Linked DNA regions of Mus musculus: all the other regions are linked to region 1. A link is a loop called in an ENCODE intact Hi-C map of the cell type or tissue named here. Cell type or tissue: left cerebral cortex. All regions are shown on one strand. Each heading gives the region's core, and the rest is flanking DNA. Links, peaks and the distances in the headings are about the cores only. Region 1 holds the start of 2310001H17Rik (RIKEN cDNA 2310001H17 gene). Region 2 overlaps Clec2e (C-type lectin domain family 2, member e). Region 3 overlaps BC035044 (cDNA sequence BC035044).

Evidence for each region. A loop is a pair of places that touch in the nucleus more often than their neighbours do. Peaks named below come from ENCODE experiments on the same cell type or tissue, not always from the same donor. Only the 100,000 strongest peaks of a DNase experiment are listed, where the experiment ranks them.
Region 2: a loop joins it to region 1, with 4 times the contacts of the local background. A loop is called at or near these places in 28 of 42 quality-filtered maps.
Region 3: a loop joins it to region 1, with 4 times the contacts of the local background. A loop is called at or near these places in 22 of 42 quality-filtered maps.

Annotation. Positions count from the first base shown.
Region 1 is chr6:129,232,695-129,242,950 of GRCm38, reverse strand. 2310001H17Rik (RIKEN cDNA 2310001H17 gene) reads left to right here and starts at 4,469. Exons shown (of 4, transcript NR_040268.1): 1 at 4,469-4,515; 2 at 5,107-5,212; 3 at 9,798-9,887; 4 at 10,004-10,256. In left cerebral cortex, for the core only: a CTCF peak has its summit at 4,876 (motif pointing right); DNase peaks (open chromatin) are centred at 4,599, 4,883, 6,034 and 6,834; H3K4me3 peaks cover 909 bases; H3K27ac peaks cover 2,997 bases.
Region 2 is chr6:129,090,327-129,100,582 of GRCm38, reverse strand. It overlaps Clec2e (C-type lectin domain family 2, member e), which reads left to right. Exons shown (of 5, transcript NM_153506.4): 2 at 2,095-2,220; 3 at 5,383-5,567; 4 at 6,110-6,216; 5 at 7,033-8,767. The coding sequence ends at 7,177. Among named protein-coding and RNA genes, the nearest start is that of Clec2e, 5.4 kb to the left of the region's middle. In left cerebral cortex, for the core only: a CTCF peak has its summit at 5,256; a DNase peak (open chromatin) is centred at 5,244.
Region 3 is chr6:128,848,208-128,858,463 of GRCm38, reverse strand. It overlaps BC035044 (cDNA sequence BC035044), which reads left to right. Exons shown (of 3, transcript NM_001254946.1): 3 at 8,259-10,256. The coding sequence ends at 8,382. It overlaps Gm34849 (a long non-coding RNA gene), which reads right to left and starts at 1,431. Exons shown (of 3, transcript XR_378059.1): 1 at 1,206-1,431; 2 at 526-658. In left cerebral cortex, for the core only: CTCF peaks have their summits at 2,134 and 4,217 (motif pointing left); DNase peaks (open chromatin) are centred at 2,046, 4,165 and 5,467; H3K27ac peaks cover 369 bases.

The DNA of each region.
Region 1 (10,256 bases), core at 2,816-7,815:
ATTCCTACCTTTGTACGTGCACTTGTGTTGGCAGTGATAGGAACATTTTCTAGGCTTCTTTATAGTTTTTCTTCCTGTGTGTTGCATCTGTCTACCCATCCTATAAATAGAATCATCCATTTTTTTTTTAATGAGAAGGATACAGAGACAACAACAGAAGGATATAAGTTTAACAACAGAAACAACAACAAAAAAAGTGCATATAAAATTGTAGCACCAAAACACAGTCTATCACTGTAAAACCACAAAGGATATGGTCGGAGCAGTCAAGGGGAAATTGTGCTTTAAACCACAAATTTTCTTTTAGCACAGATTTTAGATGTACAGAAAAAAATGCTGAAAATTCTCATGTACCCAACACTAAAGTTTCTGTATTATTATTTATTTTCTTTCCTTGTGAAGACAGACAGCTCGCCAATTGCAGGAAATGCAGACACGCCAATTTTATGATTAATTGGACACAATTCATGACGCAGTGTTGATGCTTATTCCTAATTAACACCTCGATCAGATTGTGCCTGTTCCCTGAATTTTAAGACTCCGATGTCTACAGCATAGCACAGCGCCTTTACTCCTCCCATCATCTCTCTTTGGGACACTCTCGACTCCGACAGTTTCTTACCCCTTCCTCATTTTTTATTATTTTAAAGGTGCTCATATGATATTTTACAGACTGTTCCCAAGTTGGAATAGCCAGATAGTTTTCTCAAAATTATACTTAGGTTGTAGAATTTTGGACAAACACCAGAAAGGTGAGTTGTCAATCTCACATATCCCCTAGAGGGCGCAGATCGTCAGCATAAATATCTAGTTGCATAAATATCTAGTTGCTTTAACAACTAGATCACAGCCAGATAGCATTTATCGGGAATATTGACCATAAAGTTACTCTACCTTCTGTGTTTGAGGAAAACTGTTTTTTTAATCTTCTATAAACATTAACTTGGCGAATTTCATAAGGCTTAGGTCGAGGATCATACCCCAGACTATCTAGCTTTATGCAAAAGCGTTAAACTAACTTTCAGAGTGGCTCTTCATCTCTCTACTCCAGCCATGAGTGACCATCCCCAATCCATCATGACTTGATTTCGAGAACTCCTTTAATATTAGCATTCTAATAGGCATCTGCTGACATCAAAGTGCTGATTTTATTTGCATTTCCTCAGTGACAGGCGATGCTGGGCATGTCTACGTGCTAATTGTCCTACTACACATCTCCTTTGGTGGAACTATTTGGAGTGTTGGCTCAGATCTTCTTTGGACTCTGTCTTTCCCTATCATGTAGTGCCTGGAGTTGTTTCAACATTGGAACACACGTTTTATTATTTTTGTTTTGCCAATATGTACTAACTGGTTGCAAAATGTGTTTTCAGTCTTTTTAAACTGTTTTGTACAGCCGTGGTTTTGTGATTCAGATAAACCCAACTTTCCCTTTTTCTCTTTCATGGATTGAGTTTTAGGCATTATATATGAAACCTGTTTACCAGATCAAGTTTATATAAATCATCACTGCTATTTGCTTCTGAGAGTTTTATAATTCTGTATTTTTATAGTTAGTTTTCTGTTAAAAGTTATTTTTTGTTTAAAGTAAAGAAATTTTAAGGGCTCCTTAAAAATGCTATACATTGAAATGTAAATTTTTAGCACTATTTATCATTTACACATGTCTCTGTGTGTATATATACACACACATTTTGCTGTTGTGTTTTACTTAACAAAAGAAGCAATGATATTGATGAGGTTCTATTGGGGAAAGCATTTTCTATTCTGTTTATTTATATGTTTCTCCTTTTTTGGTTTTTTGGTTTTATTTTTTTTCTTTGAAACAGGAACTTATGTAACCCAAGTTAGCCTTGAACTATATATGTAGATGTTTACCTTGAACAAGAGCTTATCCTCATGTCTGTACCTCACTAGTGCTGGGGTGACAGTATGCCTACGATTCACGTGTCAGCATGTTCTGTACTGTCCTACTATATTGAATACTCTTGATTAGGATGTTAAAGATTTCTTTATGAATCCTCCCAAATTTTTTCTTCTTTATAAAAATTATGGTGATTATTCTATTTCTACATATTTAAAATCAGTGTTTCAGAGTCTTTTAAATGATTTAAGAGGTTTATTTAAGATTCTAGACCATAGACAAAATTAGTATCATTTCACATCTCTTCAGGAGTTTGTAGTTTACCACATATACATCATATATATTTATGTCTAAACATTTTTAATGTTTGGCATTATTGTAAATTACACTTATAAATATTAAATTCTAATTATCCACTGTTAATATGCAAAAAACAATTCGCTTCTTAATGTTAGCCTTGATCCCTGCACATTGGAGTTTTCCCTTTCTAGTTTTGGGAAATCTTTATATTGGTTTTAAGGTAGTCTACCTGGACAATCAAGTCATCTGCTACAAGAAACTACTTAATAAAAGAATAAATAAGTTAACATTCTCTTCCTTCCAACAATCTCATAATTAAAAAAGCAATTCTTTAGTTCATTCTCTTCCAGTCTGTATAACCCTTTTTTTTTTGTTCTTATATGAAGCCATGAAGTCTTTCTCTTCTTCACAATGAGCTGGGACTCCCAGTCTAGTGTGAAAACATGTGAGAATGGATGTCTTTGTTTCAGATTCTAGAGTAAAACATATTTTGTCTCTCACCTTGAAACCCAATGTCAGCTGATAGCTTAGGCAAGCAGATCTCCTGGCATTCAATGCTAGCAAGATGAAGGTGTTCCTAGTATATCAACATAATGGAAGACTAGTATTTCATAACAAATGCGAAGAAAGTAATCAACTGATCTTTATCTGAAAAAAAAAAAACAACATACTTGTGAAAGTAACTTTACATCATACTCTAACCACACCCGCAGGGATGCAGTAGTTCATCAAACAAGAGTGGAGTCCACTATTTGGGTTCTGTGGGCCGTGATTTTGCACTTAAGTCTATAAGAATACAGAAATACAGTCTCCTTCTTTAACAACTCTGTTGATTTTCTGGTTTTGAATCACACATTTGCCCATCTCTGATATTTTCCAGTTTGCTAGTGACTTCGTCTGCCATGTACACTAATTTGAAACGGTATTTCCAACCCTCTCTAAATCTTGAGTCTTTTATCTCTCACCTGAACCCTCACCACCACGCATCATACTTGAACTATATGCATGAGCATCAGCAGTCAGAGATAGCAAGTTCACAATGACCTCTAAGTCATGCAGACACAGACACTAATGCAAGATGGGCAGAGAGGTGGGTACAAATAGACTTTGTGAGTGTCTCTCTGCAAATAGTTCTATTTCTATTTCTATTGCTCTTAGCGTGGCTATTTTCTTACAGAATCCCGTAGCTGCAGTGATTCTGGAAATGGAATTTTTGAGAAGCGGTGTCCAGGTGAGAATCTCTTTCAATAGTCTCTTGATGGTTCTCACGGCCCCAGTGTGATAGAAACTAGATAGAGGGATTGCTGCTTGATACATGATTTGAAAAGTTGGTTTGACTTGTTTAGCCACGGAATTTTTTACACCTCTGATGTTTTGACTGAGTCTATGTGTGCTTTAGCTGATGTGACTTGCATAATGATTTATCTCATCACTTCGCTAGAATTAAAGCCTGAAATGATAAGTAGTCTGGTTTTTTGTTTGCTTGTTTGTTTGTTTGCTTGTTTGTTTGCTTGCTTGTTTCTTTCTTTCTTTTGGCTTGTTTTTTTGTTTGTTTGTTTTGTTTTGTTTTTTTCTCTACATATCAACTGTGAATTGTCACAGTATAGTAGCATTTTCTCACAAAGCTCTTTAAAGCTTTGGGGACATAGAATGTCTATCTGTGAAAAATATCATATAAACTAAATGTTGTATATGCATGAAAGAAATTATTTAGGCATTGATTTACAATCATATAAGTTATGAGGTAGCTTTTCTATATCAATTCATTGTAATTAACTGTTAAATGAAATTCATCACTTTACATCACTAGTTTTCCTGACCCACTTTTCAATATAAAGTAGCTTATAAATGTTTGCAAAAGAAAGAGTATCTGGGAGGTAACAAATAAGAGATGTGTGTTAATGCACCTTATAATTATAAACTTAGTTTATCTTTGGCTTGAGTCATGACTATGGACGATACAAGCCAAGCAACAAGCAGAAGATACAAACAGGAGGTAGGAAAGGATGTCACACCTTGTCTTGATGTTCGGAAACATTTATTAATTTTATTTATTAATTTTATTTTTAATAAAAAAGTTTATTAATTAGAATTTATGTCCATTGGAGATGGAACTGTTTTCCTGAGGGATGGGATGTCTGTTAGATTTTTGATAGATTATTTCTTCTCTTTCTGTTTTAATTGGAGGCTTAACATACACATTTCACGGGATATGACTTGTGACAGGCACCCGTGTGCCGCCCCACCCCACCTCTCCCCGCCCTGCCAGGCTGGGGCTCCTGCCCTGTAGAACTCAGAGATGGAGCCGGCGCCACCTGACTAGGGAGGACTAGTTTAGATCTCCAGATTCGGTACAGTGGGAATACCTGAGGGAAGAGTTTCAGAGTTATTTGAGGAGCAGGGACGCCCACGGGTTCCAACCAATGCCCTCCTTACTTGTTTTGTGTTTCGTTTTAGTTATTAGCGATGCGGTTGGATGAGACTTTGTTGTTTCATATGAAAGAATTTGCTTTGAGGGAGCCGGGAGCAGCACTACAATCCGCAGGGTTGTTTATTTTAAATAGGGCTCTGCACGGTGTTATTTATGACACCGTGATGTTGACACTTCGAGTTCTTTTAAAGTTATATTTTTATTTGCATTCCTGTGTGAGGGAAGGGAGGGGGAGAGGATGGGAGGAGCTTCCTGTGTGCAAGCCTGCAGGTGCGCCAGTGCTCAGCAGAGGGCACTGAATGCTGCGGCACTCGGGTTAACAGATGGTAGTGAGCTGTCTGAACTACTTAAAATTTTCAGGTAAAAGGGCAGCAAGCATTCTTAAACTGCTGAGCGGCCCTCTAGGTGTTCTTTGCTGGGGCAGGGGAGTTAGCAGGGAGGAAGTGGAGAGAACTGGGAGAGTTGAGACCCTCCTTCTGAGCGTTAAGCTGCATGTAGATAATATCTGCAGGTGTGGCACAATTGAAAAGGCAGTGGCTTTCAGGCTAGTCACTGCACGGACTAGTAAGGCAGCTCTCTTGCTCCCAGCACCGTGCATCTGATTCTCCGTTCTCAGGGTGAGTAGCCCCTCCAGTTCTCAACATACACATGTTGGTAATTTCACTGTGTGTGTGTGTGTGTGTGTGTGTGTGTGTGTGTGTGTGTACATATAAAGGTTAGAGATCAACTTTTCGGTGTCAGTCAAATGTGAGGCCCAGGAATGTACCCAGGTCAGTAGCCCCGGCAAAGCCCAGTGAGTCATCTCAGATACCTTCGTTTCAGGACTTTTGCTTAGGTCTGTAATTGTCTATAGAGCAGATAATTCTTAGTATAAGAAGCAGTGGGGTTTTTACTGTGCATCTTGCCTCCCCCTCCCCCTTTTCTTACACTGGCACAGTTTTCAATTTGATATTGAGGAGGGCACCCATATTTTCCTTGAAGAACATATAGTATCACTTTTACAGGCCCAATGATTTGATAATCTTATGGATTTTCATGTCCCATACTGTTTTGGGAATACCTGTGCATTAGTGTGTCTCCTTGCCTGATTTGTTTGGTCTTCTCCTTCATTGGCTAAAAACTCTTCAAGCCCAACCCACCGCCAGCTGTGTACTAAGTGTAGCAAGGTCATACCTCCTAAAGGTTTCCCAACCTCCCCTAAACATCACCACCAACTGGGGACCAAGTGTTCATATACAGGAGCCTATGAGGGGCTTTTCTCATTCAAATCATCACAGTGCATCACTGGAGGAAAGTGAAGGCAGCAGACCTTTGAAGCAGTTGGTCACAATCCAGCCACTGTGGAAAGAAAGAACAATGAAGCTTAGTGCAATTTCTTCACTCTCTGACAGTCCAAAATCCCCTGCTCAAAGAATGGTTTCATCTCAGTGGGAGGATTTTTTTTCCCCATGTTAGTTTTCCTCAGATGCACCCACATACCATCCTAATCTAGATAATCCTTCATGGAAACTCCCTTTGCAAGTGATTTCAGATTGTGTTAAATTGAGAGCCAAAACCAACCACGCAAAGGTGTTTTTTTTTTTAATGTTTTTTTAGGTATTTTCCTCATTTACATTTCCAATTCTATCCCAAAAGTCCCCCATACCCTCCCACCCACTCCCACTTTTTGGCCCTGGTGTTCCCCTGTACTGAGGCATATAAAGTTTGCACGACCAATGGGCCTCTCTTTCCACTGATGGCCGACTAGGCCATCTTTTGATACATATGCAGCTAGAGACAAAAGCTCCGGGGTACTGGTTAGTTCATATTGTTGCATACGAAGGTGTTTTAAGAGGTGGGTGTGATGACTTTTGCGTTGTTCTTCTCTGCGGGGAAATCTCTTAAGAGTCTGTTCTGACTGTGCCCAGTTTCTGGAATTCCCCACTTGTTTAGTCAGCACTCATGGAAAACACTATTAGCTTTAGCCACGGGCCAGCACATGTAGTGTAGTCTGGGACTCTAGCATTGGAATTCATGACGCATCTTGTAACAGGAGGCCTGGAGCACATGCTGTAACTGAGCCCTGAGGTTCTAACATGCTCCAAACAAGACTCGTGATGGAAATATGGAGTTTAGTCAAAATACAAAATGCCTGTGTGAGGAACACAGAAATGAATCCCATCTTCTAGAGAATGGACATCAGCTAGGGTTTCAGCAGAGGAAGTATTAGTGCAGGGCCCAGAGGGCTTCCTGACTAAGCGCTCTCAGTCTGACAGTGCTATAGTTGATCATTTGCTCAGTTCCTGTTCTTCCAGGTGGTTTGGAGAGTCCTCTTGCTCAAGAGAACCATCTGCTTCCTTAATTCTTCCCCTGCTTATGCCTAAAGCCATGTTAGGATCCCAAGATGAGCTTGAGGTCACCGGATCCCTTTGTTGATTCCTTTTCCTGGCACATTGATTGAATTGCCTGTCTCTGACCCTTACTTCTGAGTGACAAATGAAGTTTGGCTGGTCCCCCACAAAGGAAAAGAGTCAGAGGATGGAGACAGGCTGACAGTTTCTCAGTGTCATTGGTTTGGAGAGTTGTCCTTGGCAATGTTCTGAAGAAGTGTCCTTCCCAATCTTTGAACTGTTCTAGGGGATTATCATGTTGACTGCCAAGTCGTTCTCTATATTGATGGGTCCCAGAAAATCTGGTGGCCTTTGTAAGCCCCTCCTGAATCTGCAGGGTGTCTGAGCCCATTTCCATCTTCTGGACAGAGACAAGGAAGGAAACGTACAATATGGCTGCTAACCTGCTCCCCACCCTTTTCCTACCCACTGACACCCACCCTCAGAGGGCTTCCATCCCAACATGCTATGTGGAAGAAGTCCTCTATTTTTTTTTTTTTTCATATTGAGGATTTTTGTTTTTTTTCCATGAAGTCATTTTCCTTGTGTCAATGCCTTCTTTCTCTACTCTTGTTGGGCAGTGGAAGGGATAAGCAAGGCTCTCTGTATTGGTAATGGGTAGCTCTAGGTAACTGGCTGGGGGGGTACACAAATGAGCTGAGAAACATCTCTTCTTCCTCCTCCAAGTCCTGTCCCACAGGCTGTGGCACCAGTATGTAGGGACCTGAAGGAAAGAATGGGTGTTGTACTTCTAAAAAGATAAGGAGAAAAGAAATATGTTTGGTGAATAAGTAGTCAGGTTTAGGGAAGGGGGTGCCTCTGCAGGCCCTTGATAAGGCATCCCTTCCCCCTGAGGGACCAGCTACAGGATGGTATAGTACGGAATAGTTTATTCAGGGCATGGGGAGGGGAGTTGAGATGGTAGTAGAGACAGAGAAAGGTGGGGGTAGGGGGGGTGGGGGTGGAGAGTAGGGAGTAGGGGCTGGCCATGAGCACTTGGAGAGAGAGGGAAGGGGAATGTGGGGGGAGGGACAGGACGAGAGGACAGAGCAGAGCAAGAAGGCAAGAGCAAGAGGGAGAGAGGAGGGGCAAGCAGCCCCTTTTATAGTGAGTCAGGCACACCTGGCTGTTGCCAGGTAACTGTGGGGGCAGAGTTTAGACAAAATGCTAACAATGGGTGCTGGGGTCAGTTGGACATAAAGGACTATAGAGACCCTGGAGGCTTGAACACTCCCATCCACCTGCAGAAAGTGAAAAATAAGGCTGAGTTCTGCAACATTTCCTGCCTTTCAACAGCAACTAGGTGGGTAACCACGCTGGCTATTTCTGCTGTTAGATCAGAAACTTTTGTTTCCCCGGCCCCCAACAGAAGGAAGTGAGATTGAGATATTCTGGGTGGCAAAACACCCTAGGAAAAACACGTACAACATCCACAGAACCATAACCATAATCTGTCAAACCCACCAAGCTACTCACCAAACACACATGCACACGTGCACACATGCACACACGCGCACACACACACACACACACACACACACACACGCACGCACGCACGCACGCACACACGCACACACGCACGCACACACGCACACACGCACACGCACACACACACACACACACACGCACACACGCGCACACACACACACACACGCACACGCACGCGCACGCACGCGCACGCACACGCACACGCACACGCACACACACACACACACACAAGAAAGCTATGACAAAAGGAATCAGTTTCAAGAAAACTCAAGCGTGTTTTGCCAGTGGGAAGGGATGGGACAGCACTACCTCAATCACTTCTCTAAGTCTAAAACTAAAACAGCTACGGTTTGTTTATTTGTTTGTTTTAAAGAAGTGTTCTGCCCCTTACAGATGGTACTTCTTCAAACGTTGCTTACACTGTTGTGTAAGAGATTGTGGGCCAAGGTTGGGTGGAGACAGATGGGGAAATGCTAATGTTTGTAATTTTGGTGAAAAGGGGGACCCAGAGAATAATGGGTTCCAAGGTGGGAACTCGGGTGTGTCGAGGATGGGAACGAAGCCAGAGACCAGAGGTACAATTACTTCTGACACTCTTCACAGGTTTGTTGAAGGTGCGCCTCATTGGGGGTCTGCTCAGAACACTTGCATGTGGTCAGCAGAGGGTGACTGGAGATCAACTTTGTCCTTCAGAGATCAAAATATAGAGAAAGCTGCTAAGGTGTCTGGGGGAGGGGAAATCAAACGTAATTGAGGAAAAACCTGGGGATTGGATGGGAGAGGGATACCCGAGGTCCCACCTCTAGCTGAGGAACTAACAACAGCAGTGGCGCCAGGAGGAGGGTCTTCAGAGGTGCAGTTCTGAGGAAAATGGGCAACTGGCAAGGCATAAGAGACAGAAATAGGAGAGTTGGAGGGAATACACTACATTGTGTCTTATATATGACATGTTCAAAGAATAAATTTTAGGTATATACTTAGAAAAATATGCTGCTGCTGTAACAACCTGTGGTCCAAATTCATGACTCTAATACAGGGCTGAAGATGGCCATGGTGCTGATTTCATTACAAGGGCAATTTTATTTGGCAGTTATGTTATCCTCTTCTATAACAAAACAAAAAGTAGCAAATAATAATACCTTATAAAAAGGGGAACGCCAGGGCCAAAAAGGGGGAGTGGGTGGGTAGGGGAGTGGGGGTGGGTGGGTATGGGGGACTTTTGGTATAGCATTGGAAATGTAAATGAGCTAAATACCTAATAAAAAATGGAAAAAAATAATACCTTATAAAGAAATATGAAAACAACTAGACATAACCAACACGACCTTAATTGTCATTGATGTAGGACCACCTGACATGGTTAAACAGCCCTGGCTTAACGTTCCAGACACTGCTGCCAATACTTGCGGCTGTTAGTTCCTGATTTCTGCTTAAGGTCGGTACTTTCCAGTAAAAACCGCCTAGATACGCCTCTGCCCATATTTGACTAACAAAATGCGTGTTAGCACAGCTTCCTGATGAGCTGTCTTGCAAATCTGTCCTATGCTGCAGGCTTTGCAGTTCTGCTTATAGTCCTGTGATCAGAGACACTTCCTCCTGTGGCAGCTGAATTCCACGTTTCCCGAAACAGGATTTCCCTATTTTGTAGAGAACTTCCATGATTGAATCTTCCTGCTTCTGGAAATAAAATGGGTAGTCCCTTGCATACAAAGCTTGGAGGGTGTCTCTCATTCTTCTCTTCTTCTGCTTTTTCTCATCTACCTGAGAATAATTTTAAATGGATCGAAGGAATGAATGTCAGCCA
Region 2 (10,256 bases), core at 2,756-7,755, 140 kb after region 1:
CATTAATTTTTGTTTTTCTTGTTTGTTTTACTGAAAAAAAAATATTGGGTTTCCTGGAAAACAGTGTTCATACTCACCAAAAAAGCAAGATCAAAAAGAGTGTAGATGCTTTTCAACTGAAACAAATTTTCCCATAATTAGAACATTTTTATTTCCTGCATGGATATATATACACACTCCATAGTTCTGTGATAGAAGTTATCCTGAGTTGAGAATATATCATTTTTTGTATATGCTTCAAATTTTCCATAATAAACACTTGAGGTTTAAATAAGAGAAGGAGAAACAAGAGGAGGAGGAGTTAGTGTATAAAATGAAAACTATTCTGTACATTGATATATTTTTTCTGCAACATTATAAACTCATTCATGACTTTTAGAGCCCCTGTAATAGACTCTTTAGAACTGTATATGTAGAAATAGCCATGTAGTTTGACTATCAAAACTTTTATCTCTTTTTATGACGCTTGACTGTGATTTCTTTTTCTTGCCCTTCTGTCCTGGACAGGACTCCCAGAGTCACAACTAGAATGGTGTGAGCAGACATCCTTACCTTGTTCTGCGTCACTGGGGAAAAGCATTTATGCTGACTGTAGTTGCATTTTTGTTTTGGTGTATAATAGGTACCTGTCTTAGTTAGGGATCCTATTGTGGATCCATGACCAAAGTAATTTGGGAATTAGAGTGTTTATTGGGCTTACATAGCACTGTTCGTCACTGGAGGAATTCAAGCCAGGAATCCACACAGGGCAGGAACCTGGAGTCAGCAGCTGACACAGAGGCTGTTGAGGGGTACTGCTTACTAACTTGCTCCTAGCAGTTTGCTCCTAATTCTTCTTATAGAAGACAGGACAACCATCCCAGGAATGACATCACCCACAATGCACTGGGTTCTTCCACCACAATCACAAATTAAGAAAATATAGTACTGTCTTTCCTACAACCCGATCTTATGAAGGTGTTCTATTAATTCAGGTTCCCTACTCTCAAATGACTTTAGCTTGTGTCAAGTTCACATAAACCTATCCAGTACAAACCTTTTATCAAGTTAGGGAAGTTCCTTGAGTTCTTAATGTGCTCAGAGTTGTTATTTTGTATTTACCTTGAATTTTGAATATACTTTTGCTGATATTAATGAAATGGTTGTTGTTTTAATTTTCTTCTTCTGATAATATATTGAATTACATATCATTACGTAGTTCTTTAGAGTGAGCAAGTGAATTATCTAGTTAGTTACATTCACAGATAGAACAGGGTCTGATATAGTTCTCTCAACCTCTTACTCAATTTTTTTATTTTTATTTTATTTTTTTAATTTTTATTTTTTATTTTTTGGTTTGGTTTTTTTTTGTTTTTTGTTTTTTTTTTTTTTGAAACAGGGTTTCTCTGTATAGCCCTGGCTGTCCTGGAACTCACTCTGTAGACCAGGCTGGCCTCGAACTCAGAAATCTGCCTGTCTCTGCCTCCCAAGTGCTGGGATTAAAGGCATGTGCCACCACCGCAGGCTTTTTTTTAAAAAGATTTATTTATTTTATGTATGTCCATTACAGATGGTTGTAAGCCACCATGTGGGTGCTGGGAATTGAACTCACGACCTCTAGAAGAGCAGTCAGTGCTCTTAAATGCTGAGCCATCTCTCCAGCCCCCTTACTCAATATTTAACCAAGATTGGCCTTGAACTCCTGACTTTCTTGTATTAGTAGCCACATTCCTGAGCCATCACTCCTGACACATTGATTTTTTTTTTCTCTTTACTGTTATTATGGTTTCCTCAGCCCTAACCAGATCTATTCACATGGAACTGTACCTATAGATAACTTTGTTGGTGTTTCTTCTTCATCCTGATCTTCACTCTTTCTGTTTCTTGCTCTCTCATTGGCCCTTACTTCTATAACTTGATGATTCTATGACACAAAGTCTGTTTCCCTTTCCTCTAGTGTTCTGTCAGCCAAAGATATCATTTATGGACTGAAAACTTCTGTGAAGGGGTTTTCACTAGGGGAGTACAAGACAAATATGCACATGATTCTGGGATAAATTTATATTTTTCTATAAAAGGTTTGCAAAATTGACATTCTCAGATTTATATTTTCAGGTAAAAAACTCCAAGCAAAATGTCTCGGAATCATCTCCGCTGCATCTTGTGTTAAACTTTACTGCTGCTATGGAGTGATCATGGTCCTTACTGTAGCTGTAGTTGCTCTTTCTGTTACTTTGTCAGGTAAGTGACTTATTCTTCAAATTCTGTGACACTCTGTCCATATTCATTGTCAGTTATACTTACTGACCACTGTGACTCAGGCATTGTGGGAAGGGTGCCAGAGAAAACACACTGGAAGTTCCTGTTGTCTGGGAACTTAGGTTCCATCAGGAAGATGCAGTGAAAGAACACACAGGCCATGGTGTACACAGGAGTCTTGGCTCAGCATCCCTGGGAAGATGACGTTCAGCAAGCTCTAAAGAGAGATGCAGAGGGCATAGGTCCCCTTAGGGAACTGTTCAAGGCAGATAACAAGGAGATAAAATCTCAAAGTAGGAACCTCAAGGAGTAGGAACCCAAAGCTGCAGCTAAAGGGAAGTGAGAATAGTGAGTAGTCATATGGTTGGGAAAGGTACAGAACCCATGACCCATAGTTAGAAAATTCTAGAATATGATTCCTAAGGGATTAATTGTGGACTGTTTTGAATAATGTGGCAAACTCTTGTATACCTTTGCTGCCGTAGCTGGAGAAAATGTTTTATAATATTGTTTGATATCCTGGTTTTTGGAGACAGGGTTTCTCTGTGTATCCCTGGCTGCCCTGAAACACATTATTTACACCAAGCTGGCATTGAACTTGGAAATCAGCCTACCTCTGCCTCCCAAGTGCTGGGATTAAATATGTGCACCACCAATGCCTGAATCATTTATGTAATCAACTTTAGCTGCACCAATGACTAATATACAAGTCTAAACAGGTTAAACATTTGCCAACAAATCTTAGTGTAACCTAAACTATTATGTAACCCTAAAAAGAGTCATATAAAAGAAGTGATGTCATCCTCACTGCCTGTATATTTGTCCCTTTCACTAAAGCCTTGTAGTGCTGGATATGAGAACTGGAAACAACTATAACACAGCCCCAGTAAAAATATTTGGGGTATCATTCCCCCATTTAATATTTTGCTTCAAAGATCACTTGTTTCTTGAAATTCAGTAGACATTTGAAAGAACAACCGACCAATTCTGATGTTACCGGAAGGAAAAGGAGAAGGTAGAGAAGAAATATATCTGTTATTTTTCTAAGATGTCCTCTGAAACATTGCTGTAGTTGGAGCTTTTTACACACACACACACACACCACCACCACCACAACAACAACAACAACAGCAACAACATACAAACATGCTTACATAATTGCACACACATATACCACCAACAACAACAATAACAACAACAACAAGAACAACATACATACACATGCTAGCACAATTGCACACACACACACACACACACACACACACACACACACACACACATCACTTTATTATAATAGACTCACAGGTAAACAAACACATCACTCGGCCCCATCAACACAGCCACTCATACACTTGCTGGGTCTCCAAACCTTGGTATCTCACTAACTTCCACACACTTAGAATAGCCATTGTGAAGCCATGAAGCTTTGCTTATGGTTTAGACTTGTCAGTCACATTTTTATGCACTTGTCTTCCACACACAAAAAAAAGAAAAACTATGGAAGAGTTGAAACTAAAAAAATAATTCTGTTTTTAAACTTTGCACAACTTATAGCCCATTACTTGCATCCTGTCCTTCCTTGTCACTTTATATCACTCTTCTTTCTTCTCCTCTCCACATGGTATTCCATGAGCACCCACACAGCTGCTTACACTGTCTGCTATAGGCTGGGACTGGATGTGAAGGCTTACAATGGGCTTATTTTCTTGGACCTTGGATTACCTTCCTTAATATTATACTTTCTAGGTACCCCCCCTCCTACAAATTTCATTTACAGCTAAATAACATTCTTGTTTGTGCCTGTAACACATTTACATTATCCATCAGTTGGTGAGCATCTGGGTCAGTTCTGTTTCCTTGCAGATAGAGGAGCAATAAACACAGATGTGCAAGTATCTCTGTGGTAGGATGTGGAGTTCTCTTCATATATGCCCAGGAATATCATAGCTGGGCCACACAGCAGGTCTAGTTTTAAGTTTTCTGAGAACCCTCCATGTGGACTATATCTGCTTGTACTTCCACCAGTCGTAAATAAGTGTCCCCATTTCTTAATATGCTTCTGAACAGGCTGAGTTCTGCCTCTGAGTTTTCTGCCTCTGCCTCCGCCTCTGCCTCTGCCTCTGCCTCTGCCTCTGCCTCTGCCTCTGCCTCTGCCTCTGCCTCTGCCTCTGCCTCTGCCTCTGCCTCTGCCTCTGCCTCTGCCTCTGCCTCTCTGCCTCTGCCTCTGCCTCTGCCTCTGCCTCTGCCTCTGCCTCTGCCTCTGCCTCTGCCTCTGCCTCTGCCTCTGCCTCTACCTCTACCTCCTGATTACTGGGATTAAAGGTATATGCCACTACTGCCCAACGTGGTTGACAAACTTCTTGATGATAGCCAATCTGAGTTTCTATACCAAGAGCCAGTATATGTTTACACACACACATATATATACATATACATATATACATATATATATGCAAACATACATATATATACACACACACATATATATGGAAATATACATATAAATGTATATATGCAGATATATGTATATATACATATATAGAGAAAGAGGGAGTATGTGTGTGTGTGTGTGTCAGAATTATAGGAAGCTTATGATCAAAATGTTGGTATCAAAAATTATTTGACCCTGCCATGTTTTGCATGCTGGCATTTTTCTATACTAACATCCAGACAAGTAAGGAGTTTCTTTCTTTTGTTAGAGAAAAGGAGAATGTGAAGGAGAATTATGGGAAAGCACACTGTAGGATGCTAGGAATCAGGGACAGTCCTAAGGAGCTGATGGCCTAGAAAAGAGTTTCTCACAGGGTATGGTGTCTTGTTCCTAGCACTTAGGAAGAACAGCCAGGAGGATTACAATTACAATCTCCAGACAAGTTCAGCCCACATAGTGAGATCAAGGCCAGGCAGTGAGACATAGCTAGATTCTGTCTCAAAACACAAAGAAGAAAAGTGAAAATATTCCCTTAGATCCCCACTGGAAGGCTCTGTATTGGGGACCTTCATGCTAGGAGGGGCCCCCTAGTGTCAGTTAAGAAAACTACAGTCCAAGTACACACCTCACAACTGAAGTTTGGATGGCTAGACAAAGGGATCAGACTTGGAAATGTCTCTTTGTTACATTTTATATTACTGTCTCCATTTAAGTGAGAAAGAAAAAACCAGTCATGGAGAGCTGTGAACCTTGCTATGCTGTATGCTCAAGTGGCTGGATTGGATTTGGAAATAAATGCTTTTATTTTTCTGAAGACATGGGAAACTGGACATTCAGTCAGTCCTCCTGCATAGCACTAGATGCCCATCTAGCTCTATTTGACAGCTTGGAGGAACTGGTAAGAAAGGGGATCAGTAATGGGTTTGTTGTTTTGTTGAATATGTACTACTGCTTTGAGATTGAGAGCTTGGGGCTAAAGCATGAGGAAGAATCTCATTCAGGCAGATGGGGTATATGCAGAAGACAGTAGTTTGTGCCATTTCCTGGTGTTATTGCTTCTGGCTTGAGCCCTAAGCTATTGCAGAGATCTGTTATCATGTAGTGCGCATAGTAAGACCTTACAGGCCACACATACAATTTTCTGAGATACCTTGTGGTCATGTAAGCTCTTCTCCAAGCATTCACTTGTTGCATAATGAATTTGGCATCTATTAAAAATGGCAAGGACATTGTAAATCAAGGACCTACCAAGTCACATCAATGTATTTTGGGTTATGGGTGTAAAATGCTTATACTGAGAACTAAGGGTTATTATGGCTCCAAAGTTGATGAGCCTCAGTTATAAGATGCTGTCATCTTGAGAGGAGGCTCTAGGGTGGAGACTCAAGGGTCATGTTAAACTGAGAGACACATGTATTTCCTTTATCTGTGTTATGACAGAATTTTCTGAAGAGATACAAGGGGGCTTCTGACCACTGGATTGGACTACACAGAGAGTCTTCAGAACACCCTTGGATATGGACAGACAACACTGAGTATAACAACTTGTACGTTTTCAGAAAACTTACGCTTATACTGTGTTTATTTGCTGTGAAATGTGTGCATTGTATCTGTAAGAGATGCAAACACCACAACATCACAAACTCAGGTTTTTTTTTTTATATCATCCAATTCATTGGCCATCTTTCAACACATTTACTTAGAGTAATTTCACTCAAAAATCTATACCATAATAATGGCATCTGGGGGAGATATTGTCTGTTTTATATCACCAACTGAAAATTTTTCTTTACTGGTGTCAGAACTATATATCAGGGAGGGTGGAGGAGGAGTGTTAAAAAGCCCAGGAAGCCAGTGCAGAACTGCATGGGTAAGACTTGTTGGTCCTCTGTTCTCCCTGTACCTGTTTACTGAAGCTGATATTCCAGGGATATTGGTAACCTTTCTAATGCCTCCTCATCAAAAAGCCCAGAGACAGCTCTTGTGTGAGCATAGCTAGCCATTTTGAACAGAGCCATTTCAGTGGAGTGGTAAAATACAGATATAGTCACATCCATCATTAAGACCTCCAAGAAATTTATTAAGAAGTAGGGTTTCCCTCACTTTTATACATGTGTAAAATACATCAAGAACTGAAAATCACCCTCAGTGATGTCACCCTGAGCAGCAGTTTGTTTGAGCATAATAGCAAGCACCAGTTAATTCCTTTGTACACACATCCCAGGGTTCAACATAGATGAATGACAAAGATGTGATGTTCAAATCAACCCTGAGGATGTAAAAGATGCTAGGTTTAAAACTAGATCAGGTGTTTTAATGCAATGCTAGCCTGTGCAGTAATTATTATTTGTTCTTTGCTTTAGGGTTCTCACCCGAGGAGGAGGAGAATGTGCCTACTTGAGTAACAGGGGGATCTACAACAGCAGTGGGGATATACATAAAAAATGGATTTGTAACAAGCCCAACAACTACACCTTACAGCGCCCACTAATTGTAAATCCCGGATAGGGAATGTGCCAAAGCATGCGTGAGAAACTGATGCTCTGTGACCTGTTATCTACAGTTGCTCCTCTACTCATATCTACCAAAACTATTATCAAAATTCATCAGTAATCACACTGACAGCAAAGATGAAAACTTGCTTAAAGGATCATAGATATACTGCATAGAATTTGGATAGATGATTCTAAATCAAATAGGTGTTTGGGTATAAGTACTGATAGGTAAAACTAAAGTATAAACAAATCTGTATTAGTGAGGTACATTTTGTGATCAGGTATGAACTTTTTTCATTGGTCCTTGCTATGAATTCAGAGGCACTAAAAATGTGGGGTGACTGAACCCATGGAAGTTTATTCTGTAATCACAGGACAGATAATAATTGGCTTGTGGCCTCCAAACATTATAGACAGTATAGTCATCATTCTTTTAAAAAATTCAATGACCAATCTGAAAGCAGATAGAGACAGGATTAAAAGCAATGCTTTACACTAAGATTTAATAGCATTGTCAAATAATTTTACACTTTACTTCTCAGATTTTTTAAAAATTGAAACAGACTAAGAATATGTTACAAACAAATTTCATTTTCCAAATTTAACAGTTTTAAGAACTCCATACATGATTATGCCATTTGAATTTTATTCTTTAATAGGTTCTTTTCAGATGAGGAGATAGCTGATTACTGAAACCCCTTCAGATGCCTAATCTTGCAATCATTTACACATTGTTAAATTTTAAGGACAAAATATTTTAAATTTTTGGATCATGTGCTATACTGTACTGATGAGTCCCAAAAAGGACGAAATAACAGTTCACAAACAATTTCTCTGTTAACTTTCTTCTTACTTTGTATATGGATTAAACCTTCTCACGCATGCTAGGCAAACACCGTACTACTGAAATTTACCACTATCCCTTTTTCTAAATTTTGTTTAATAACAAAGTCACTCTGTAAACCCCAGAAGGCGATATTCCTGAGATAGCCTGAGACAACCTGTGGACTTGGCAACATAATGCTAAAAGCTTTGACAGACTTGTGCTAACAACTTAGTGTGAGAGACCAAAATGTGGGAAACCAGAACCTCAGCAACTCTCACCCTGAAGATCTGGCTGACCCTTTGATGGGAGTTATGTCATCCCTTCCTTCATGTCTCTACTTGGAGCCTGGGACTGTTTAGATAAAGCCAGCATCACCTCCTCCTTCATGTCTCCATTTGGTTCCTGGGACTGTTTAGATAGGGCCGGCACTCCGAGATAAGCTGCAAGATGTTTGAAGCCTGCAATCAGCATCCGCCCCAGATGTCTATCCCTTTATCTGTACTTTTATTATACCCTCCCGAACCCTCCCTATTTGTTTCTCATTGTGTGCTTATAACCAGGCTCCTAGACTCCATTAAACAGACCTTGACAACTCTTTGCTTGGTCTCGCTCCCTTTTCTCTGACCATTTCTCTTCCAGGCCTCAGTCCTCCTAGACCCATGGAATAACTAAGTCCTGCTGGACGGGACAACTTAGCAACAAAGCATCAAGAAGTCTGGCATGGCAGGCTTTCCCTTTATAAGCACAAACTCTTAGTAAACTTTGGGCATGATCAGAAATCTGTCTTGGTCTTGTTACTTCTCACCTTCCTCTCCTGTTAGAGACCATACTGTGAGAAAGCGAGCCCTTCACAATCTCCCACCCTGACAAGCCAAATGGTCTTGTGCCAGGAACCGGTCATCACTCCCTTCTCCCTGTTCCCTTCCTGGCACCTGAGGCTGTAAAAGCTGAATTATAGTCCCCTCTTCCTTATCTCTTTCTGACTCCCATGACTTCCAAGGACATGAGTTACAAGCTGAGCCTGGCCTGACACCCAAGGCTATTAAGGAGAATCTATGTTCCGAAGATAAGACTCAGAGTGCCCACCACTCTGACTTCAGCCCTCATGTCAGCAGATGCCCACTGCTTTGTTCTTTGTTAATTCCCCCTCAACCCTTCCCTATTCCCCTCGATGTGTGCTTTAAAAGCCGGCGTTTCAGCCTAATAAACTGAGACCTCCATAGGACCCTCTACTTGGTCTCCAGCTCCTTTTTCTCTTCCTCCCATTTTCTCCCAGATTTGCGGTCCCCCTCGCACCCACAAATAACTGAGTCCCTCGGGACGGGATACTCTCCCATACAGCTCCAACCTCCCACTCACAGGAACCCAGTTAGTGTGGCCACAGGTGGCTACAGATGGCGCCCGAACAGGTACGGGTGGGACCTGAGTATGAGTAGATCAACTGAGAGAACACTGTCTTGGTAGAGCTCTACAAGAAAGAATAGTAAGAAGATGTATCTGGCACAGTGAGCAACACTTTGTATTCATGCTAGCACTGGCTTTAAACTTCATCTTTTCAAAACTGGTGCTGTAGGTACAAAGAGATACAGGCTAGACTGAGTCAGCATTGGCCCAGTGTGCTGATATCAGCCAGGGGTTGACAGTGGAAAATGGGAGTGAAAAAGAAAATAGGCATTTGTCTGCTGTCAAGAACTATATCAGGCGAGAGAAGTAACTAAACCAAGACAGATTTCTGATCATGGACCAAAGTTTACTAAGAGTCTGTGCTTATAAAGGGAAAACCCATCCCCTACCACACCAGGCTTCTTGATGCTTTGTTGCTAAGTTGTTAGCACTAGTCTGTCAGAGCTGTTAGCATTGGGTTGCCAATTCCACAGGTTGTTAGCTATCTCAGGAATATCTCAGGAAGACAGGTTCAGCCTCTCAGTGGGTAGAGGCATCTTGGAGAAGAGCAGCTGCAGGTGACAGAACAACAATAAAGCCATCTAGGTCAGAAGGCTCCACCCCAGATGGTCTCATTCTCAGTGGCAGCAAGGTCTGAATTAGCCTGCTTCAAGGCTGGGAGAAGCTACATAACAGCACATAGTCTTGCTCTCTATTAAAGTATTAGTTCAGAGATAGGAATATGATTCTGATGGTAAAGGCACCGACTACTAAGACTGAGTTCAACACCCGGATCCACACGTTGGAAACATAAAACCATCCACAGCAAGTTGTCTCTGAACTTCAAGCTTTCACTGTACACATTTACATGCATACACACAGG
Region 3 (10,256 bases), core at 1,768-6,767, 380 kb after region 1:
TTCATGAGTTGTGATTGTAGGTCAGAATCTTGCTTTTCAGGTGTGTTAGGTTATCCATGGCTTGTTGTGATGGGAGAACTGGGTTCTTATGGTGTCGAGTGGGATTGGTTTCTGTTGCTAATGTTCTTGTGTTTACCATTTACTATCTGGTTATCTCTGGTGTTAACTGGCCTTGCTGTCTTTGACTAGCCTGTCCCTCCTTGTAGGAAGGTAGCTCTCTGTAAGATGGGTGTCAGCAGGCCTTCTGGGAGGCAAACAGTGCTGTCTCTGGTTAGGAGGGCCTCCTGTGTCCCTGGCTCCAGCAAATCTCCTGTGACCCTGGTTAAGGGAGACCTCCTGAGAGCCAGGCTTTCTCTGGGTATGAGCAGGTTAGCGGGCCAAGTGAGCTGGAGTTCCTGGTCTGCCTCAGGTGAAATTGTGGACAGAAAGGAAGATGAGCCTCCAGCAGGGAAATAGTTCCTGCATCTGTTGGGCCTTGTGGGGACCCAATTAGGCCAGGTATTAGGGTGGGGAAGGGGGTCTCACCTGTGATCGTAGTTATGATGGAACTCCTAGAAGTCAGGCTGTCTCTAGGTATGAGAGGGGGTCTGGAGCACCCAATCTGCCTCAGGCAGACTTGCAAAAATGGTTTTTAATTACAGCAACTTCACATACTTTTCTGTCAAGGTAAGATGACAGGTATAAAGTATTAAATATAAAGTACATATATACACATATAAAGGATATGTATAGTATAAAGGGTATATCTCATATAGATGTCATGTACAGTATAAAAGGCATTTATAGTGTAAAGGGTACATTTATATTATATATAGTGTATATAGTACAAAGGGTATTTGTAGTATAAAGGGTATATATTGTATAAAGGTTATATATAGTACAAAAAGCATATTTGTATAAAGGGTATATAGTATAAAGGGCATATATAGTATAAAGGACATATATAGTATAAAGGACATATATAGTATAAAGGGCATATATAGTATAAAGGACATATATATTATAAAGGGCATATATAGTACAAAGTTTAAAGGGTTTGATCAGATGCATTGGATGGGATAATGCAAATCCCTCCATCATGGTGTCTGGTCAATGCAGACAATAGCAGATGCTGGGTCCACAGTGGAGTGGACTAATCCCAAGCCCTGAAGGGAGAGAAGATGGCAGGTATAAGATGTCTGGGCAGTCATGAATATGGTTCTCACCTGGTAAGTGGAATGGTAAATCAAAGCAGTGTCAGCTTGTCTGGCCGTATATGAAAGCTGCAAAAGACAAAGAAGCCAAGAGAGATGGACTGAGATGGTGACAGGCACAAGAGGAATTTCCTCAGAACATGTCAGTAGCTCATAAGAAGGAAAGGATGCTCTGAAACTTTCTTAAGAAATATAGAGGGGGCTGGAGAGATGGCTCAGCGGTTAGGAGAACTGACTGTTCTTCCAAAGGTCCTAAGTTCAAATCCCAGCAACCACATGGTGGCTCACAACCACCCGTAATGAGATATGACACCCTCTTCTGGTACAGCTGAAGACAGCTACAGTGTACTTAATGATAACAAATAAATCTTTGTAGCTGGGCGGTGGTGGCACACGCCTTTAATCCCAGCACTCGGGAGGCAGAGGCAGGTGGATTTCTGAGTTCGAGGCCAGCCTGCTCTACAAAGTGAGTTCCAGGACAGCCAGGGCTACACAGAGAAACCCTGTCTCGAAAAAAAACCAAAAAAAGAAAAAAAAAAAAAAAAAAGAAATATAGATAACTTATCTATAAATCTTATTCTTTAAAAAATGAGCTTAAGTGGATTGTAATCGATTATTCCTCTGCCCGTGAAATGAGCCCATATAAACCAGATTAGATTATATTAAAGGTGGGTTTGTTGGATATGTAAAACATGCGCCTCGGTCCCTTGTCCCTGGGCCGGAAACCAAACATTTCAGCCCTTTGTAGGTTATAAATGATTGAGAGTCAGCAGCATAATTGTCTGAGGGCTTCCTGTTGACATTAGGGCTCTGCAGTTATGGGGTGTGAACAAAGGGCTGGGATGCTGGCCAAGTCTGAGGAGGAACTGCTTGCTTCACTGTTGTCCAGGCTGTGGGACCATCTGTGGGTAAGAGCGGGAAGGCTCAGTTGAAGCAGTCTGTGAGGCTGGGCCAGAGCACCTGTGGGTAACTGTTTTGGAGCTTTGCTGGATGCAGATTCTGAGAGAACACCTGGAAGTTAGGGGCAGAAGATAAAGGTTAGAGAGAAAAACGTTTTTGGGGGTGGACATTTCAAACTCTTAGGCCCATGGTCTTGGGAGTTGGAGGAGAGGTGCAGGTCCCAGGATAGATCCCATCCGCAGGAAGAAACAGACTGTTAGTCGACAGTCCAGTGAGAGGTAGATTCAAATAAATTCCCGGAAGCTTACAAGAACCTTCTTAAGTTTACAAAAAGATAAATCCTTCGAAACTTGCATTTACCCACCTCAGAACATCTTCTTAGACCTTTAAACACTTTCTTAGACCCTTACTTTTTGGGAAGCTTTCATATTCCCAGACCTTACATAAACTTTTCCTATCCAATTATTTACCATGAGACACAGGTTGTTGATCACTGGGTTCAGACCCCTCAAAGACCTGAGAAGGATACTATAATCTAAATGGCCCATGTCTCAATTAAAATGACTGACTGACTCACCCATTACCCAGACAATCACCCCACTAGGATCCTGTGATGTCCATGGCTTAGTGGGGGGACACAGGTCACAGAGACAGATTAATCATTAGCTGCCAGGCCGGGCTAATCTGAGAGGCCTTCCTGTGGAGGAAGAACTGGGGAAACTGATCTTGCTTTGACTTAAGTAATGCAAGGCATGCCCAGTGCCCCTATTTGTCCACAGTTAAGGCCAGGCCTCAGGAGCAGGCAAGGCAGTTGAGCAATCTTTCTTAGTGGCTATCTTGCCACAATCCAGCTAGAATCCCTTCTTGTTGTGTCCATAACTTCTTGGAGACATTGGAGTTCCATTGCTAGGATTTGGAAGTCTGTCATTTTAAGCATCTTAACTTTAAGATTTTAAATGCCATATTCAGCAGGGCTCTGACAGGTTTGAGTGCTAGAACCTACTAGGCATATCTGGGTTAGAATCTATGTCTGTTTCTAGTTATCTTCTCTAAACTGTACATCTAGCAAACATAAAACAGGAGGCTAAATAAAGTTTTAATCATTAACTGCATCAGTTCTCAACATGACTTTAAATATAATTCCAAACAAATGAAAAGATATGATTATTTATAAGGTTAGTGGCTATCAACTTGTATTTCTTAGCTATACTAGCTTTTATGAGCCTAGAACCATAAATCTTATCTCAATTTAAAAGTATCTTTTGGAGACCTACTTCCTTGCACCTGTGCTGTGGCCCTTAAGAAAGATGGGAGTGAAACTATAATTCCACCCTCCTTATGCCAAAGTCAAGATGGCGACCAGTCACGTGATGATTATTTTCCTCCTGACAGCTTGGCGGGCCTTTTTTTTTTTTTTTAATTGGCTATTTTCTTTATTTACATTTCAAATGTTTTCCCCTTCCCAGGTCTCCCCTTCTGAAACCCCCTATCCAATCCCCCTTCCCCATGCCTCTATGAGGGTGCTCCCCCACCCAACCATCAACTCCCGTCTTTCTGGCATTCCCCTACACTGGGGCATCGAACACCCTCAGGCCCAAGGGCCTCTCCTTCCACTGATGTCCAACAAAGCCATCCGCTGCCACATATGCAGCCAGAGCCATAGATCCCTCCCTGTGTACTCTTTGGTTGGTACTCCTCCAGAGCACCGGGAGGTCTGGCCTGTTGACACTGTTGTTGCTCCCTACATGGGGCTGCAAACCCCCTCAGCTCCCTTTCTAACTCCTCCATCCCGGACCCGTGCTCAGTCCAATGGTTGGCTGCAAGGATTTGGCGGGCATTTTTAAATGAGCAGGCCAAGTCATTCACCATCATCATTACAATCAGTACTGCTGCTTCTGCTGCTAACAATGCTGAGGTCACACTGGACAGAGGGAAGTCGGTGAGGTGGAGGAGGGCAGGGCTAGGCGGCACCTGGAGCCCTGTGCTCACGGGGAGTGGGAGAGAGGAGAGAGTGCAGTTCCCAAAAGACCTGTACATGGGGAAGTTCAGGCTATTGGTCTATACACCTGCAGAATATTTTAGGGTCACGAAGGATGTTATGGTAATGAGTGCCCCCTGGTGGCTGTTTATACACATTGTGCAAGGGATTTTAATGACCAAGTCACAGAACAAAGAAAGACAGATGGTCTGAGACAGCCCCAATTTAGATAGAGTGTGTAGCAGATACCCCAAGGATGACTGAGGATCAGCTTTAGACTCAGTGTTTGCCCCCCACCCCCAGCCTTGCTGGAGACCCAAGGCCTGTGATGCAGCGTCTCACGTGATAGCCTGGGTCTCACTTGATAGCCTGCGGTGGAACTGTGGTGGGTGGGGAAACCCTGGAAAGCCATCTCCAAATCCAAAGGCTCTCTGAAGCAAAGACCTGGTCTGTGTTCTGGAATAGTCAGGCTCGCCCTGCTAAGGCCACAGCTTTGCAGAGGCTCTCGGGGCCCTGGACCTGGGAAAGGTACCCGGTACCTCTTAGGCTATGGCTGGGAAATGGTGACTTGACTGATCTCAAAGTCGATCTCCTCAAGCTGAGAGTAATGAAGAAGAGGTCTCAGTCCCCTGGGTGGGGACTCAACTTCTCCTGGGATTTCAGCAACATCGGAAAGGTTATTTCTCCTGTTAGTGAAATGAACCAGTTCGAGAATGTACTCATTACAGTGACATTTAGTGAAAATTGATGTCCTGTGGGAATCAACCCAGAAGCATAACAACTTCAAAAAAGGGTGAACAGTAATTGCTAGCCCCTTTCAAGCCTGTGAAAATCAAAGTTTCTGGAAAGAAGCAGAGACTTCCACATAAACTTCTGTAAGGCTGATTAGAGCTTTAGTGGCCGCTGAGGGTTGGAAATGCTGTGAGCCACTTTTATGAGCCACTTTAGACCTCTAGAAAAAATGAGAGAGAGAGAGAGAGAGAGAGAGAGAGAGAGAGAGAGAGAGAGAGAGAGAGAGAGAAGCAAGGAAGGAAGAACCATTTATTTTATGCACATTAGTGCTTTTCTTGTATATATGTATGTGTACCTTGTACATGCCTGGTACTCCTGAAGGTCAAAAGAGAACATCAGATCTCCCTGGAGAGGAGTCATCTCTCCAGCCCTCCATCTTTAGCCCTCACAATAACTGTTGCTCCCCTCTGTCCCTGACCTTTCTCGCCATCGAATAACTCAGAAGACTAGCTCTCCTTGGCATATATTAACAGACAGGTAGCTTCCACCGATCCAAAAACAGAGAGCATCACCAGGTAACATCTGAGCCTATACCAACGGCTCCCACTTTACTGTAACCATGTCTCTCACATCTCCACCGATGTGCTTGACAAGTGTCTTTGGGTGTGGCTTCCTTTGCTCTATTTTGGGTAATCTAAATCTGTGTTTCTGGGCATAGTCACTCATTTTGTCTCCAGAGTAAATGCTTATTCCCTTTGAAGTGAGAATTGTGCTTCTGCTCACAATGAAGAGTGACTCTGGGGACTTGATAGAAGAGCACACTGCCACTGTAGGAGAGGAGAGGCAGAGAAGAGAGAGAAGAGAGATTAGATACCAGCAAGCTGAGATTGCTTTATTGGAATAGAGAGGGGCCCAAACTTTCCATGGCATGAAGGTTGAACACATTTACAGGGGATGGGGACATAGGTGTTGGTGTGTGCATGTCTATATGTGTCTGTGTGTGTGTGTCTGTGTGTGTGTCTATGTGTGTCTATGTGTGTCTGTGTGTGTCTGTGTGTGTGTGTCTGTGTGTGTGTCTATGTGTGTCTATGTGTGTCTGTGTGTGTGTCTGTGTGTGTGTCTGTGTGTGTGTCTATGTGTGTCTATGTGTGTCTATGTGTGTCTGTGTGTGTGTCTATGTGTGTCTGTGTGTGTGTGTCTGTGTGTGTCTGTGTGTGTCTGTGTGTGTCTGTGTGTGTCTGTGTGTGTCTGTGTGTGTGTCTCTGTGTGTGTGTGTCTGTGTGTATCTGTGGCTACCAGGAAGATACAGCTGTGTTTGTGGTTTGATTGGAAGCAGAATACGTTGTTTTCAGTACCCAGGCTCTTACCCAAAATATCCCAACTCCGGTCAGGTGAAAAAGAAAAAGGACAGAGAGCAGACACCATTTGGGGAGGCTGCTGTTGGGTCTCAAAGGTAGGGTGGCCATGTTGGGGTTAGATAAAAGCTGCTAGGTTTTGGAACATGAAGAATATAGCGATGCTGTGAGTGAGGAAGTTGGTGAAACAGCTGAAAAGCAGGGACCAAACAGTAAAGTTAGCACAACTGCAATGATTGGCCATCCGAAAGTGTGATCCCCAGTCCCCAAGCAGCCAGGTGTCCCTCCAGAAAGCACTGCCTGCCTTTTCTCTGCGTTTAACTCCTTCTAACAATCACTTACATCACTCTCCCCAGGTCGAGCTGATTCTCCTCAAAGCGACACTCTGTCCTCCTGTCTTAGCATTGATTAAGTTCAGCCCTCTGTGGTTTTGCATGGGCCACCACAGCTGGAAATCTATTTTAGTTTGTTGTCAAAGGCCAGCTTTGACACCACAGGATAAATCAAGTCAGGCAGCAAGGTGTATCCTCAGCGATTGGGGTTAGTGCTGAGAGGAGCTGGTGGATGTGGGGGGGTCAGTTCAGATAGTGACCAACGAGGGTTGCTGCCTATGCAGCCAGCGATTAGAGAAAAGAAAAGGAGGGAAATCAAACACACACACAAACAAACACACACACGAACAAACACACACACACACACAAACACATACACACAAACAAACACACACACAAACATACGCACACACACAAACAAACACACACACAAACATACACACACACACAAACAAACACACACACAAACATACACACACACACACAAACAAACACACACACAGTGGGTGAAGCAAAAGCAGGCTCCAGCGATTTATTTTTTTTCTCTTAACCCTCTTTTGTACCCCTTTAAAAAAGTTTTCTATCTAAAAAGAAAGTTACCTCATAGCCACAAGTTGAGCAATCACCACAAAAACATATTAAAATAGATCAAAATCGTTACACAAGGGGAAATTACAACAGGATTGTTGATTATGTATTTCTTTTTTGAAACTTATATCTAGTTTAAAAAATTCTCATCTATCTTTATTTCCACAAGCTCACTGTAACCCCAAAGCAGCAATTCTTTTGTCATTGATTAACAAAGTCTGAGCAGGTCAAGTCTAGAGTAGCAAGGGTGTCCCTGTGCTATTGATTGATGTTGGTCGTAGGTGCAGCCATAGACAGAGAAGCTCAACAAGATGCTAAGCCTTCATTTTCTGAAGGAGCAGAGGGGCCCAACCTTCCCAGGAAAGACTGACACCCAGCTAGCTCACATCAGTTACCTTATTTAAACACCAAACAAGGTTAACTGGGTCTGGGAAAGGTTCCAGCTACCAAAGTTATCTTGCCCTTTGCTCCTCAGGATAGCAGACAACACACACAAATCTCAGTCCCTTTTTAACATGGCTAGTCATAATCAAAAGGAAGAACTCCGGGTTTGCCAGGAGTCGTAGGACCAAGATTAGAGCAGCTGCAAGCTCTCACATAGCACCCAGTGCAGACTCTCCAGAGAGAAAACATTTCTTCAAGGTTTAAACAGGCCCATAACAAGTTCTCAGCCTCTACTGATTGACCCAAACCTAACAAAAACTTTGCTGTAATAGTTCACTCAAAGCCAGACACAAAGGCTTTACTACTCGTCTCACTGAATTAATTTTCACAATATATACCGCCTCCTGAAGGAAACCAAGGCATTCCCTTGTGAATACACACCTCATCTGTGGCCAGCGTAAGTATTGTACAGGGAAGGTGGGAAGCATCCTCCCAACATCTGTAGAATTTTCATCTTACCAGAAGAAAGTTCAAGGTATACCTGAGAGATACAATTATATCTCGGCTATGCATTCAAAATAAAAATATATAGCTTGGTCCCTACCAACGAATGTAACTCTAGAGCCTCTTAAAAGATGTTTGTGGGCGGGAAGAAAAAATGTGTACACCAAGCTGGCCTCAAACTCAGATCCTTCTGCCTCTGCCTCTTCAGCATATCCTACAGGCCTGTGCCCCAGAGCTGGAAAGAACCCTTTTTTGCTAATTTTCTAATTGAAGCTTTCTCTTTATGACCTAGGTTGCCTAGATATTCCATGGATGTTTTCAAGAAATTCAAGCAAAGAACTGAGGGCCCCCTGCTGGCCTCTCCTAGAAACACAGGTCAACAATGCCAGGCAGCTTCCAGGCCAACAACACTCTAGTCTGCTGTGTGGTGCATCTCTGCTGTGCTGGCTATTTAGTCATCTGACCTCCACATTCACAGCACATGATCAGTACGGGGAAAGGCTGCACATGGAGGGCACTTTCCTCAGAGGTGACTAACAGGTCTCAAAAATAAGTTCTCTGACAACCTGCTCAGCCCACGAACCTGGGAGACTTGACACTGAGTCCAGGACTCCAGGAGACACTGAGTCAGGGCGGGAAGAAAACTCAACAGGGAGACTAGACAGACTTGGACACCGCTGGTTCTTGCCCATTGGTCCTCTCATCAGCCTCCTTCAGATGTAGACATCTCCATCAAGGAGTCTGTAGCTCAGAAGAACTATCTCTGTCCCGGCTATAGACGTCCTTGCCAGGGACGCTGCAAGATGTTTAAGAATGTTACAATTTTCTGTTCTTTAAGCTAAAGGATAAAGACCGTGGACAAAACCAGATTCTCATACTGTTTCATCAGTACAAGGTTGTTGTCTTCATTTCTTTTCCTGTTGCTGTAATAGAATACCTTCTTGGATAAAGGAGATTTAAGGAGAGAAGAGTTTATTTTAGCTCACAGTTCAAACTACAGCCTGTCAATACAGAGAAGTCAAAGCAGCAGAAGTTGGAGCAGCTGGTCACGTGGAATCCACCACGAGGAAGAAGAATGGACTCGTGTCCAGTTTGCTTTCTCCATTTATACACTCGAGAGTCCATAAGGAATGGTTCAGCCCACAGTTAAGATGGCTCCTTCAACATTTTCAGAAACTCAGGTTACTCTAAAGGATGACCCCTCACAAGTATGCCCAGAGGCATGTACCATGGGTGGCTCTATAAAGTGTGTCAAGTTGCTAATTAACACTAATCATCACAGTTTTGTTCCTTAAAAGATTCAAAAGAATTATAATGAGCAAACATTCTGATATATTAACACTGTGTTGTTCTGGGCTCTGAAATGCTTTGTGCAAGTATTAAAATATTAATGCTATTTAAAAACAGATTTTGATGTTAGCTTGTTGCTGGTTTTTCCTCTGCACTGTGTTAATAAGACTTCATCTCTGATTATCTGGAAGAAGTTTAAAGCAGAAAGCATTTCTCTGTGCTCTATTTCAGAAGTTTTAGTCCCGGTATATTATTTCTAGGCCTACGGAGATGCAGAACTCAATGTCAGGGAACACGTGAGAGAGCAGAGCTCCCCTTCTAACAGGGGTAATTGGGAGACCACAGAGGAACCACAGGTAAGGCAGACACCTCCAGTATCTTCCAGCAGGTAGGCTTCATCTCAGAACGTTGCCCTCCCCTCACTATTGTGAGGCTGTACATTATGAAGCCATGTGTGGATCAACCCATTGGCAGAGACTGAGCCCTCTTGATCCAATCACCTCTCTCACTCTCACAGCATCCATCCTGTGTAGACCAAGTGTCCCACACTCAGCCTCTGCAGGGCCCTTGACATCTGACCATAACAGAGGTGACAGAGGAATATTGTCACATGCTCATGAATCCAGGCATGGCATGTGACTACTGAAGTCAACTCAACTATTAAGAGTACCTTACTGCTGGGTGTTTTAAGAACCAGGATGTAATTTCCCTTATTCTCGTTATCACAGCAGACAACATGGCCAAAGCTACCTTGTGCCTGTGGATCGTAGAATGAAATAGAGGCAAAACAAATTCTCCTAGCAACCTCAGTGGGCACACTGTGAATTCCTGTATATTTGAAAGGAAGTCTCCAGTTCTCTCCCACCAATCAGTCTGTCTGTCTGTCTGTCTGTGTATAAGCATGCATGCTTTCTGTGTCAGTCTCAGATCCTCACTTCTCATGCAAGCACTCTAGCCCCCTGAGAAACAACTTGAGATCTTCCATCTCCACATTTCCCAT